Linked DNA regions of Homo sapiens: regions 1 and 2 are each linked to region 3. A link is an interaction called in ENCODE POLR2A ChIA-PET data of the cell type or tissue named here. Cell type or tissue: HepG2. All regions are shown on one strand. Region 1 overlaps TMEM63C (transmembrane protein 63C). Region 2 overlaps TMED8 (transmembrane p24 trafficking protein family member 8). Region 3 holds the start of ISM2 (isthmin 2).

Region 1 (2,500 bases), 290 kb before region 3:
GTTTCTTAACCTCTCTGGGCCTGAAATTCCTCATTCATAAGATGGGATAAAAATAGAAGCTGCCTGGTCCTTCTCTTTAGCTGAGAGTCCCTTAGATGTAGTACAGATGTGGGAGGCCATCCTCCTGTACCCCAGAAATACAGTCCTCCTGGAATTGGGCAAAGCTGCTCTGTTCCTTCAAAGGCTTGTGCCTTCGGAGGCTGCGTGATGTAGTGGAGGCAGACACTTAGATTCTAATCCTGCCTTTGTCTCTCTCCAGCTGTGTAACTTTAGGCCAGTTACTTAACCTCTCTGAGCCTCAGTTTCTGTACGTGTAAGATGGGGATACTGACTCTTACTTCTTAGGCTGCTACCTCTCATGTTGCTTGTGAGGAATAAACGATGTTCAGTGGGATAGCCATAAGAAGGCCTGGCCCATCACAAATGCCCATGTCCTTTCCTGCCCCTTTCTTCTCCTGAGGCCCCCTCAGGGGCTACACCCATAGGAGCCTGGAGTGTGGTTCCAGTATTCTCTATCAGCCTTTCCTTTTTTCAGTGTACTTCTGTCTTGAGCCTAGCAGCTTCATTCCTGCTTGTTGGAATCAGCGTTCTCTGCCTCGAGGGTGGCACATAGCAAAGTGATCAGGAGGGGGCTGTGGAACCAGCCCCCCAGCTCAGGCCCTAACTTCACGGTACTAACTCCCTGATCTGGGCAAGTCTTTTAACCTCTCTGGGCCTGAAATTCCTCATTCATAAGATGGGATAATAATAGAACCTGCCTGGTCTTTGTACAGGAAACAAAAAACACTCTAGGAATCTTAAGCAAAACCAGGACTGGGACATGATGCTGTAGTCAGCTTGATTCATACAGGGAATCGCAGGGTCTCGAAATCACTGGAAGAATTAGAAGCTGGGTCTTCAGAACAGAGCAGAACTGTCCCTCCAGACAAATTACTCCTCACCCAGTCAGGAGGGCCATTACTGGAGCCACAGAGTTCACGTCCTTTCACCTGCTATCTAGGGATGAGAAAACTGCTGCAGCTTTTGCCACAATTGCCTCTCACACCACCCCCTCCCTGGGAGCCAGAGACTGGGCATTGAACTTCCTGCAGAGAATCCCTTCCTGTCCTCGGCATGGCTTGTCAGCAGAACACGGCCTGAGCACCAGGGAGATCGCCTCCTCCTCCCTCTCCTCCCTTCAGCCTTGTAAATCTATCTCCAGCATGTCTAATTGAAGAGCTCTAATCTGTATCCAGAACCCCAGCTGCAAGGGAGTGTTGGAAATGTACCTTTTAACTTTCCAGCTTCTGCAATATAGGAAGGCACAGAGGTGGGAATGGATGCTGAGGGTATCAACCGTGTCCCATATGCAACCTGATAGGTTTAACCCAGTCGACACCTGAAGAGACTTGGCACAGGGCCTGGCATATAGAACTCACTCAATAAGTGTTAGCTGTTATTCTTATTCTTGGGCTGGGGCAGCAGCGAGAATTGCCTGGCCCTGCCCACGAGCCCTGGCAGAGAGCAGCAGAAGCAGAAATGCCTTTGCCCAGCATGGTGCTGTCCATGGTGCTGAGAGCCCAGCTGGACCCAGCCAGGGGCAGCGGGATCATTGCTCTGCTTGCATCGTGGGCCCAATGGAAGGTGGAACTGCAATCCTCTCACCCCATGCTGAGGCTTCAGGAGTGACTGCAGCGGAGGGACGTTTGGGGACCTCTCGGGGAAGGCTGGCTTCGATCCTATGAAGAGGACAGCAAAAGCAACAACTTAGTTTGTGGCACAGTTTACAGAAAGAGTCTCCATGCACTATGCCCTTTAACTAACACTCATAATCACCCTGGTATAGGCAGGACAGATATGATCTTTAAGAAAAAACTGAATAGCAAGAGGTTAACTAGCAGCTGATAAACAATAGAGCCAGATTCACACCCAGTCTCCTTACCTGCAGCTGTATGCTCCCTCCACTCCCTGCAGCGACTGCTGGAGGGAAACTTGGTAGCCAATGTGCGCTATGTGGGGGCAAAAATTTGGGATTCATGTACTCTGTGCACTGTGCAAATGTGTACAAACCACCTACATTTTATTCTTTCCTACCCTTGAGTGTGTCTCTGGGTAAAGGGCCTTCTGTCTCTCATTGAGGCCTACTACGTGATGGTCTTTGGGAGAACCATGAAAAGTATAAGAGAAAGATATGGTCCCTACTATCAAAGAGCCCATGGATTTGTTGGTAAGCTGGCTGCTCACGTGCATGGGAAAATGAGAGGATGGTCCCAGGCAGTGGTTGCAAGGCCAGCTGTGTAAAGAGGGTGGGAACAAGGTTCAGACAGGGCTGGTAATCTGAAAGAGGGTTCAGAGGAGTACAATATAAGCTGGACTCAGGGGCTTTAAATGCTGATGAGACCAAGGCTCACCCAAGTCCAGGAGGAAGTGGCTCAAGCTGTGTAGGGGTGGGGCAAGCAACTCTGAATAAGGGGGCTAGTGGGGCAGAACAGAGGGTACCATGAGGAAGTAGCCAGGCCAG
Region 2 (2,500 bases), 150 kb before region 3:
TAGAAACAACCCCATCCCGCCCCCATCCCTCCATGGCAGGGGCACCACTACACCATCACTTCCATACAGCTACTTGGAAGGCTGAGGCAGGAGGATCACTCGAGCCCAGGATTTTGAGGCTGCAGTGAGCCATGACTGCACCATCGCACTGAAGCCGGGTGACAGAGTGAGACCTTTGTCTCAAAAAAAAAAAAAAAAAAAAAAAATCAAGGCCAGGCACAGTGGCTCACATCTGTAATCATAGCACTTTGGGAGGTCAAGGCGGGTGGATCACCTGAGGTCAGGAGTTCGAGATTAGCCTGACCAATATGGTGAAGCCCTGCCTCTACTAAAAATACAAAAATTAGCCGGGTGTGGTGGCATGTGCCTGTAATCCCAGCTACTCGGGAGGCGAGGTGGGACAATCACTTGAACCCAGGAGGTGGAGGTTGCAGTGAGCCAAGATCGTGCCACTGCACTCCAGCCTGGGCGACAGAGGGAGACCCTGTCTCAAAAAAAAAAAAAAAAAAAAGCTTCTGTGGAATCTTTATCATAAATACTAAATAGATCTACCACAAGAAAAGTAAGAGCAAAATAGTCCAATGACTTCAGGCTCCTCAATGAAGAGGATTTTAGAGAACACATGAACATTCACTCTAACACTTCGTTTTCTGAATCGGTGCCTACTGGGTGCCAGTACAATGATGGGCCCTGTGGAAGATACAAATAATCATTCTCCAAAAAATAATGAAGACCAAGATGCCCTAAATTAGAGGGCAAAGAGAGAATTCCGGGAGCCACCCTCGCAGTGCTTTCTAATTCCAACCCAACCACTATGTGTCCACATTCTGGTGCCTCCTTTCATAAGAAAGAGCCAGAATCTGCCCCCTACCTCATTGAGGACCTGGGCCTGGTCTGCAGGCAGCAAATCCTGTTTCACCAAGGCCTGAGCCTCCAAAGGACCAGTTGCTTTCCGCAGATCTTCCGTGGCATCCTTACTCACTGGAGATACCATCTGTGGCCTCTCAGAGGAAGAGAGCATGTTAATTCAAGGACTCTTTGAAAAGACTCAATCATCCTGGAGAAACTTTGAAATAAAACAACATTCGAGATACCCCCTGCCCCACCTGCCCCTGGCATTTATTTAGCTCTACTGTCACCTTAGCCGACCACTGCCCAGGGCTGAATTGGTCCACAGTAAAGTGTTGACAGTGTGAAAACAAAGACTAACAAGGCCAGGTCAAAGGCTAGGAGAACCATGGAAAACACACAGCTCCATCATCTGAGATGGACTGCTGGTCTGGTTTTTTTTTTTTTTTTTTTTTTTTGTCATTGTTGTTTCTTTTATTTATTTATTTTAGTTGACAAAGTGTATATATTTATGGTGTACAATGTGCTGTTTTGATATATGTACACATTGTAAAATGATTAAATTGAGCTAATTAACATATCCATCCCCTCACATACTCCTTTTTGTGGTGAGAACATTTAAAATCTACTGTCTTAGCAATTTTCAAGTATACATTGTTATTAACTATTGTCACCATGTTGTACAAAGATCTCCAGAACTTGTTCCTCCTTCTAACACCTTATACCACTTGACCAACATCTCCCCATCCCACCCCCTGGCCCCAACACCTATTAACCACCATCCTGCCCTCGGCTTCTGTGAGTTCCAATGTTATTCCTCACTCTGCGGCCCACAGGGCCCACAGAATTTTAACCGAGGAATTGGTAGAATCTCAGTTCAGTTCTACACACAAAGCCACTGGCTAGAAGCAAAAGGAGGAGGTCTGCCTAAGGGAGACTGGGCACCAAAACAAAGTACAAAATGATGATCAAGGCAACCCTCTCTGCAGTTATCCCTGAGGCAGTCTTTCAGCAGATCCGTTTCATACCCTGTCCCCGTTCAGTGCTAGGGGTCATCACTTTCTCTCCTTTTTAAAGCACATTAATCAACAATCCCAATGGCTTCAAACACAGCTATGTGAATAGTTGTTTGTTTTTTGGCAGAGTGCACCAGTGATGCATCTCACCACAACCTCAAGCAATTCTCCTGCCTCAGCCTCCCGAGTAGCTGGGATCACAGGCATGTGCCACGACACCCGGCTAATTTTGTATTTTTAGTAGAGACAGTGTTTCTCCATGTTGTTGGTCAGGCTGGTCTTGAACTCCCGACCTCAGGTGATCTGCCTGCCTCGGCCTCCCAAAGTACTAGGATTACAGGCGTGAGCCACCGTGCTCAGCCATGAATAGTTGATTATAAAGATGCAAGGGAATGATTTATGCTCTCTTCCATTTCCCCTGGCCTCACAAAAACTAGAAAATTAGTGCCACGGTTGTAGCAAAATAACCCAGGCCTTTTGGGAATCTGTTGCTGATAAAAGGTGACATGGATTTTTTTGAATGGCAGTTATCCAAGTATGGTCTAGGGGCCCTTCGGGGGAGTCTATGAAGTTCAAACTGTTTCATAATAACACTAAAATGTTATTTCCCTTTTTTCATTCTCATTTTCTCAAGA
Region 3 (2,500 bases):
CACTATGGGAGGCTGAGGCAGGAGGATTGCTTGAGGTCAGAAGTTCAAGACCAGCCTGGGACACACAGTGAGACCCCCCCATCTCTACAAAATAAAAAATAAAAAAAATTAGCCAGGTGTGGTGGTGCATGCCTGCGCTCCCAGGTACCCAGGAGGCTGAGGCTGGAGGATCGATTGAGTCCGGGAGGTTGAGGCTACAGTGAGCTATCATCACACCACCGCACTCCAGCCTGGGTGACAGAGAGAGATCCTGTCCCAAAAATAAAATAAAAGAGAGGGAGAAAGAAAAAGTAGGAAGGAAGGAGGGAGGGAGGGAGGGAGGGAGGGAGGGAGGGAAGGAAGGAAGGAAGGAAGGAAGGAAGGAAGGAAGGAAGGAAGGAAGGAAGGAAGGAAGGAAAAACGGCAAGATGGGAAGAGCTATTCGGGCCTCCTACAGCTTAGTACATGGAAGGACCCAGGACCCAAGACCTAAGACCACCTGCCACATAGGACTGCTCCTGCATACCCTAATACAAGTCTGGCTGTCTTTGTCCCCATGGGAATGAACGTCCGCTGCATTCCAGGGGGCAATAAGCTGGACTGTAGACCCCTCAGTGACTGGAAGACACAGGGTTTGACAGACCATGGCTTCTCTCCATGGCCAACACCACTCTTCCATCTCATTCCTGTTTTATACCCCAATGCCCACCCACAGGCCACGAGGACAGAGCCAGTCTCAGGCTGGCCACCCCTGCCGGCGGCTGGAGAGCCCCACTGTGCCTCCGCTTGTCTCATGGAAGGGGCTCACCTGACCGTTTGAACCTCAGCGGCCCTGGCCCGCCACTCCGCAAAGCGCCAGATTCCTCGCACCGGCGGGACTCCTCTCCGAGCTAGCGCGCACCTGGAAAGGGGGCTGCAGGCGAGGTCCGCTCAGGGCGAGGAAGCCCGGCCACCGTGGAGTGTCGGCCACCTCACTCCGCACAGAAGTCAAACTTGTCACCCGGCTGGTCCGCGGCAGCCCGGCTCGCGGTCACGCGCGAGGAGTGGAAGCCCCGAAGTCCGGCGCACCTGGGCAACGCCCGGTGTCCGGGAGCTTCCGGCCGGCCCCGGCCCCTCTCTCCATCGGGGGGTCGCTGCCTGTGTGTGTCCCGGTCCCGCTCCCCGCACGGCTGGAGCCGGCGGGCTGGGGAGGTGGGACCGACAGCGCGCTCCGCAGCCCGGTGCCGCCGCCACTCACCTCTGCGAGCCTCGTGAGGCTCCCAGGCCGTGGTCCGCGGAGCCGCGGCTTCTTCACGGGGAGCCCTAGCGCCGCCTCCAGCAGCGCCGCCAGCAGCAGCACGCAGAGGAGGAGCCCGGCTCGGTCGCGGAGCGCACGCATCGTCTCGGTTCCGAGGCTGCTCTGCCTGCACCTCTGCACGCGGCCGCGAACCCAGTCGCGCCCCGCCTCGCCTCCTCCGGGGGCGGGACCCGGCGATCCTGAGGGGCGCGCGGGGCACGGGGCCGCGCGGGGCGGGGGCGCGCAGCTCGCACAGCCTCTCTGGCCCCGGCTCCTCGCGTGGGCGCCCGCACAGCTCTAGGGTCCGCGCACCTGGACGTCCCCCACCCTCCTCCGAGGGGCCCCTCGGCGCTCCCCGACCCGTCTTGACCCTGTGGGCGGCTCTCTTTGATCTGGCCGCCTCCCCGCCCTCAGTCCCCGCCGCTGTCGCCGTCGCAGCCCCCAGCGAATTCCTGTTCGCGGGAAGCTGCGGCCCGGCGCGCTCCGGCCCTGCGCTGCGACTCCTGCGGGGCCCTGAGGGTCCGACGCCACCTCTGCCCTCCCCGACCGCGCTCCAACTGCGACCTGGACCGGCGGTGCCGCGCGGGCGAGGGAGGCGCAGCCCGACGGGAGAGTGGCGCGAGTCTTCGGATGCCGGGCAGATGTTTGGTTATGCCTCGAGGAAGGTTTGCTGGGGAGGAAGCCTAGAAGTAACTCCCCCAGGGCTCTTCCCAGTCTACTGCCGGAGGTGGAGACCAGAGCAGAGGCACAAGCCAGCACCTGCCATTCTGCACCCAGTGTCCTCGGAATGTTCTCAGAGCACTTTTAAAAACCGGAGAGTCGGCCGGTGGCTCACGCCTGTAATCCCAGCAGTTTGGGAGGCCGAGGCAGGAAGATCACTTGAGGTCAGGAGTTGAGACCAGCCTGGCCAACAAGGTGAAACCCCGTCTCTACTAAAAATACAAAAATTAGCCGGGCGTGGCAGCGCGCACCCGTAGTCCCAGCGGGTGGGAGCCCCGAGGTCCGGCGCACCTGGCCCACACACAGGTGGGAGAATCGCTTGCACCTGGGAGGCAGAGGCTGCAGTGAGCCGAGATTGCACTATTGCACTCCAACCTAGGCGACAGAGTGCGACCCTGTCTCAGAAAACAAAACAGGAGAAAGTTGAGACTCAGATGTGAGGATAAAGTCCCAGAAGGACAGCCGGGAGTCTGGTCGTCGCCTAGTTGTATCCTGGGTGAAACAGTGAAACTGCCCACTTCATCC

The links. ChIA-PET counts read pairs that join two places held together with the same protein. Peaks named below come from ENCODE experiments on the same cell type or tissue, not always from the same donor. Only the 100,000 strongest peaks of a DNase experiment are listed, where the experiment ranks them.
Region 1: POLR2A ChIA-PET joins it to region 3 with 6 read pairs; 2 of 35 experiments call an interaction of 5 or more read pairs at or near these places.
Region 2: POLR2A ChIA-PET joins it to region 3 with 7 read pairs; 2 of 35 experiments call an interaction of 5 or more read pairs at or near these places.

What each region holds. Positions count from the first base shown.
Region 1 is chr14:77,207,340-77,209,839 of GRCh38, forward strand. All of the region lies in intron 1 of TMEM63C (transmembrane protein 63C), which reads left to right. Among named protein-coding and RNA genes, the nearest start is that of TMEM63C, 27 kb to the left of the region's middle. In HepG2, no CTCF peak of the experiment used is centred here; a DNase peak (open chromatin) is centred at 1,522.
Region 2 is chr14:77,345,478-77,347,977 of GRCh38, forward strand. TMED8 (transmembrane p24 trafficking protein family member 8) reads right to left here. Exons shown (of 6, transcript NM_213601.3): 3 at 872-1,001. Among named protein-coding and RNA genes, the nearest start is that of GSTZ1, 26 kb to the left of the region's middle. In HepG2, no CTCF peak of the experiment used is centred here; a DNase peak (open chromatin) is centred at 1,204.
Region 3 is chr14:77,497,437-77,499,936 of GRCh38, forward strand. ISM2 (isthmin 2) reads right to left here and starts at 1,380. Exons shown (of 7, transcript NM_199296.3): 1 at 1,217-1,380. The coding sequence starts at 1,357. RefSeq lists silencers at 864-923, 964-1,173, 1,444-1,633 and an enhancer at 2,004-2,063. In HepG2, no CTCF peak of the experiment used is centred here; DNase peaks (open chromatin) are centred at 1,385 and 1,655; H3K4me3 peaks cover 2,085 bases.